2 separate regions of the Homo sapiens genome follow, and region 2 is linked to region 1. The links are chromatin loops, found by intact Hi-C in ENCODE. Cell type or tissue: ascending aorta. All regions are shown on one strand. Links, peaks and the distances in the headings refer to the core of each region. The heading gives the core; the rest is flanking DNA. Region 1 overlaps PTPRG (protein tyrosine phosphatase receptor type G). Region 2 overlaps PTPRG (protein tyrosine phosphatase receptor type G).

Region 1 (2,800 bases), core at 301-2,800:
GCATGTCTCCTCCAGAGAGGCTGTCCCTAGCACCAAAATAAAAGTCCTCAGATTCCCGAAGATAAAAAGCTCAAAATGAATGAACTCGAAAAACCAAACAAAGAAATGAAACCACTATTAAAGGATTATTTTTGGCAGGCAGGGGAGAAGGTTCCTGTCCTTCTCAACACATCTAGTTATCTATCCTTCTGTGTACTTCCAGCTGATATTGGTGCCCTTTGATTGAAAATGACCCAAATCAACCCTTGGTTAACGTAGGCATTAAAAGAATGTATTGAGAGAACCTTGGACATCTCAGAGACACCAACCAAGAACCAAACAATCCAGCTTTGAAAGGGCAAGGATCAGAGTGGCTCTGAGCTTCAGGGAGCAGGAATTGAGAAAGATGAGGATGTCTTCATGTCACGTGGCTCAAGATGCCAATTCTAGGGAGAAAAGGTGTATCGAGCCCAGCCTGAGTTTTTTACCACCCTCAAAAAGGTGTGGACAGAGCTCCTTAATCAGCAGATGATCCCATCAAGAACACAGAGAGGAGAGGAGATCAATACCCAAAGAGTAGCAAAGGTCCTATTAGCAAAGAATGTTAAAAGAGATGCTAGGCAGGCAAAAATAATAGCAGTACAATAAAAACAACAATAATCATGTGTTTGCTAGGGACCAGTGCTTTACTTACATCCGCATCCAATTCTTCCATCAGCTCTATGAGACAGGGATCATCATCCCATCTTATAGATGTACTGGGGCCTGAGGACACAAAGCTAGTCCATGACCAGCAAGCACAGAGACACTATAGTTTACAAGACCACTGTAAGGAAGCCACTGAGCCCTTCCCTGTGCTCAGTCTCCATGGACAATGCCTCAGCCTTGCGTTCAGGGGCCAGTCAATGCATCCAGCATTGGCTCCCATGCGTATCAACATTGGCTCCCAAGCCTCTCAAATCTCTGCAGGGCCCATCTGCCAGCTAGCAGTCACTAATGGCTTTATACCATGAGGAAGCACCTAAGATACAAGGCAGATATGGGTCCAAGTCCCAGACATGCATGATTCATCTCTAGGAATAAGCCCATTTGCCTCATGGTCAACCACCGTATGCTCATTATTGCCTCTGTTCACTTTGTGTTCACTTCATTGTGTACATAAAATACCAGCCAGGATACCCGTAGGAAGGTATCTTATCTCATTATTCTATCGCTCCTGAACACTTGGGATCTGAATCAGTATTTCAGCATGTTATTAGCTTCAGTCTTACACTGCAACACATTGCTTTAGGGACTTTTTGCACACATTTTTTGAACCCCCAAAACCCGAAGCAAAGTGCTAACACATGGCGTTTCCACTAACAGTTGACTTGAATCCATTATCTTCCTTGCAATAATGTACAAGAGGAAACTCCCTAATAGTTAAAAATCATAACGTCCCACTGGACATCTCAGGCATTCATTTCTGTATCTACAGCCTGGAAACAGGAAGGTCCAGAAGTCAACAGCTGGACCCAAGAGTGAGCCTGGTCATCCTTCCCTTCACAGCATCCCAACAAACACAGAATACATGGTTAAAGTTAACATGAATTCCACTCTTATCAAACATAGGCAAAGGCTTCTGGGTTCCTATCAGGCTACGTCCTGGCTGCACTCGCCACTTCGGATAAATTGTTCTATCTCATGCTGTCCCCATTCCCCCCTAGAGAAACAGCATCAATCTCAGAGTTGTGCCAGGACGAAAAAGAATGTACTGGACAGCTTTCCACTTTGGCTACATGTGGTTGCTACTCTTGTGATTTTTATCATTTAGATATAATGACATGTATGAATATATGATATACTCAGCATTCCCAGCACCAAAAAATTAATAAATAAAACAAAATAAGGGCCAGGTGCAGTGGCTCACACCCTGTAATCCCAGCACTTTGAGAGGCCAAGGCGAGTGGATCACTTGAGACCAGGAGTTTGAGACCGGCCTGGGCAACATGGCAAAACCCTGTCTCTACAAAAAATACAGAAATCAGCCGGGCATGGTGGTACACGTCTGTAGTACCAGTTATGCGGGAGGCTGAGATGGGAGGATGGCTTGAGCCCAGTAGGGGGAGGTTGCAATGAGGGGAGATCACGCCACTGCACTCCAGCCTGGGTGTTAGAGCAAGACTCTGTCTCAAAAAAATAAAAATAAAAATAAAACAAAACAAAATAAAATAAGAGTACAGTACATGCCAAGATAAAGAAGGACCTATATGCCAGGTACAGGCTCATACCTGTAATCCCAGCATTTTGGGAGGCTGAGGTGAGCAGATCACTTAAGGTCAGGAGTTCGAGACCAGCCTGGCCAACGTGGTGGAATCCTGTCTCTACTAAAAATATAAAAATTAGCTGGGCGTGGTGGCGCGTGCCTCTAATTCCAGCTACTTGGGAGACTGAGGCATGAGAATCACTTGAACCTGGGAAGCAGAGGTTGCAGGGAGCCGAGATTGTGCCACTGCGCTCCAGCCTGGGGGACAGAGCGAGACTGTCTCATAAAAAAAAAAAAAAAAAAGAAAAAAAGAAGCAACCATGGGTTCTCTCATTAACTCTGCCCTGCTCCCCCTCTCACATTCTCGTGGCCACACGCTCTAAAACTGAGAAGCACAAACCTAACACCACAGAAGACAAAAAGCCCCAGAGCTACGCACAGCCTGCACTCAGAAATGAATCAAATGCAGAGTCAGGGAACTAAGGTGGGGAAAAGGATGCCATGAAACCTTGCTACTAAAACCAGGGCTTCTGTTGTGTGTGGAGAAAGACCGCTGATTTGACCTTCCTTCTTACC
Region 2 (2,800 bases), core at 146-2,645, 210 kb before region 1:
ATGGAAAACCTAGTTTCATACCTGAAAAACCAAAAATCTTGATTTACAAAGGAAGGCGGGAGGTGGGGGGGTGGGGGGGGGTGTGGAGATAAATGACTCCAGGCTAGTGACAACACCAAACCTGAAAGAACCCAGCCTCCCTGTTCTTCTCACACCTGTGAGCCTTCCTTTCACATAGTGATGTTTGTATCAACATTTTTTTCTTAGTTATTACGGAAAAAGGTTACTAACATTTAGTATACACCTAAGACCAATGCGGCTCCCATAATTACCTTATTTCATGAAGTCAGACACCAATGATTTTAAGACTCAGCCCAATCTCAGTGATGTTCAAATATGGGGGAAAAAAATCCAACAATTTTCAAACATTATTCAATGAAAAGTATATTCCGATTTCAGAGATATTAAAATGTGAAGAAGAAATTTCTGCATCAGTGAGATCTGTTAAATGGTTTAATCCTTAAGGGGAGCTAGAACACAGTAAGCATCATTTCTGTATTTCACAGATGATGGAAACCTGGCTCAAAGAGCTCATGATGAATATCTTAGCTCCTGGGAAGAATACGAACATTTCTGTGCCGGCTGGCCTCTAACAACCTCGCAAAACCAGGAGCTGCTCTACGTTTTCCTACAGTCCCTCACTTGATTTCTTATTTCCAAATATATAAAGCTGAATCCAACAACTAACCCTTCACCCGGGAGAAAACAGATGAACACAATGGTTTCATGAAAACATATGGATTAAGCCAACAGCTGGCATTCAGCCTCTAAAAATTTTGGAGTGGTTAGTATGTGCCACCACCAGGTCTTGGGTTAAGCCAGAAAAGAGAGTGAAGAGAGAAACAAAATCTTGCCTTGTGTCTGGTAAGACAGACAAAAACAATAAAGTTAACAGCAACAATATAAACATATTAAGGGGCAAACGACCTCTGTAGAGGCCACACTTAAGAATCAACACAAAATCTATGACCTAAAAAGTCAGAAGGATTCATCCACAAAAGGAAGCAGAGAGAATCCTGCACACAAGGGCAAAGGTGCGGGCAACAAACACAAAGGGGCAACCCCCTCCCCACCATGCTATCCTATGACCTTGCCACAATGGTCAACTTGCACACAAAGCACCACAGAGCGTCATGCAGACTTTGTCCTTCCTAGGCAGCTGCTGTCTCAAGGAACCAAGTTCTGCCCACTCAGGCTCTGGAGCTGGCAGCTATCAGCTCTCCTGGCTCCTGAGTGCTCTTTAATCACTCCAGGAGTCACAGCCGTTATTTATTACATTCCTTTTTGGTTTTGAGTCATGTAAGAGGAAAACATATCAATAATCTTTGCTGCAGGGCAAGTTTCTACAATCTCCTTTTCTATCTCTGCAGCCAAGATTAAGGGGGATGCTCAGGAAACCTAACGAGTTATCTGCGTGTGGACTAATGGATTAACACCACCTACCATCAGCCTCCTGGGTGATCTGTCTCTTTAATCTTGCTCAATAGATAACATTTGGGAAAAGCTCCCTTGACTCCTAGAGACACTATTTTCTGTTATAAGCTATGAGGACGTCCCCTCTGGTCATCAAATTTAATGGGATGATTATTAAAGGGAATTTGCTAATATTAATGCCCACTTTCAACTTGAGGGCCTGAGCTACAAATTTCTCCCTGCTTTGGCTGGTGGGGAACAGGCCAAGGACAAAATCTGAATAAAGTTAAAGAGGTATCTGCTGCTGTTCAATTATTTAATATATCATGTAAGGCAAAGGTAGTGATGCACTATCCACCCAAAGATATGATTACACTCAAAGCCATACGAACTTTTACTATGCAAAGGCCACTTTGTAATGGGGGTGGGGAGACACAGTATATACAAAGTTCTAAAGTACTAGTAATCAATAGCCTTAAAAATAATAAAAATAGCCGGTATATACTAAGCACTTATGCCAACCAGGCATCTATATTTTCTCATTTAATCTCTCAACACTGTGAAGGTAGATACTATTCCCACTTTTTTTTTTTTTTTTTTTTTTTTTTTTGAGACGGAGTCTTGCTCTGTCACCCAGGCTGGAGTGCAGTGGCACGATCTCGGCTCACTGCAACCTCTGCTTCCCAGATTCAAGTGATTCTCCTGTCTCGGCCTCCTCAATAGCTGGGATTACAGGTACCTACCACCATGCCCGGCTAATTTTTGTATTTTTAGTAGAGATGGGGTTTCACCATGTTTGTCAGGCTGGTCTTGAACTGACCTCAGATGATCCGCCCGCCTCAGCCTCCCAAAGTGCTGGGATTATAGGTGTGAGCCATCATGCCCGGCCTATTCCCGCCTACTTTTTACAGATTAAAAAAGTAAGATTTAGTGAGGTTACTACTTCTTGACCTTCACCAGCCTGTGCTCTTAAGCCCTATACCACAATGAAGAAATGCAATACAGTGGTCAAGCACATGAGCAATAGACTCAGATCACCATGACTGAAATCCCAGCCCCACTACTTATTAGTTGTATGACCTTAGAAAAGCTACTTATTCTAAGCCTCAGTTCCCTCATCTGTAAAATGGGATACTAAAAGGGATTAACAGATAAGGCTGGCAGGAGGATTAAATGAGACACTTGACACTGTGTCAGGAATATATTAAGTATGCAATGAACGCTGATCATTGATACTGCTGCTTCTGTTGCTACTACTAGTAACAGTGAGGTCACTTTCCTAGTTGACTCTACACCACCACCAACTTAGTATTCATTTATTTTAACCACTCATATTATGACTAAATAAGTCCAAATACCATCATCAATATAATATGAACCAGAAGTT

What was found. A loop is a pair of places that touch in the nucleus more often than their neighbours do. Peaks named below come from ENCODE experiments on the same cell type or tissue, not always from the same donor. Only the 100,000 strongest peaks of a DNase experiment are listed, where the experiment ranks them.
Region 2: it touches region 1 in a loop (2.2-fold over the local background); 1 of 110 quality-filtered maps calls a loop at or near these places.

Annotation. Positions count from the first base shown.
Region 1 is chr3:61,581,337-61,584,136 of GRCh38, reverse strand. The region is part of intron 1 of PTPRG (protein tyrosine phosphatase receptor type G); the gene reads right to left. Among named protein-coding and RNA genes, the nearest start is that of PTPRG, 21 kb to the right of the region's middle. In ascending aorta, for the core only: no CTCF peak of the experiment used is centred there; no DNase peak of the experiment used is centred there; H3K27ac peaks cover 222 bases.
Region 2 is chr3:61,794,863-61,797,662 of GRCh38, reverse strand. All of the region lies in intron 2 of PTPRG (protein tyrosine phosphatase receptor type G), which reads right to left. Among named protein-coding and RNA genes, the nearest start is that of PTPRG, 230 kb to the right of the region's middle. In ascending aorta, for the core only: no CTCF peak of the experiment used is centred there; a DNase peak (open chromatin) is centred at 1,182.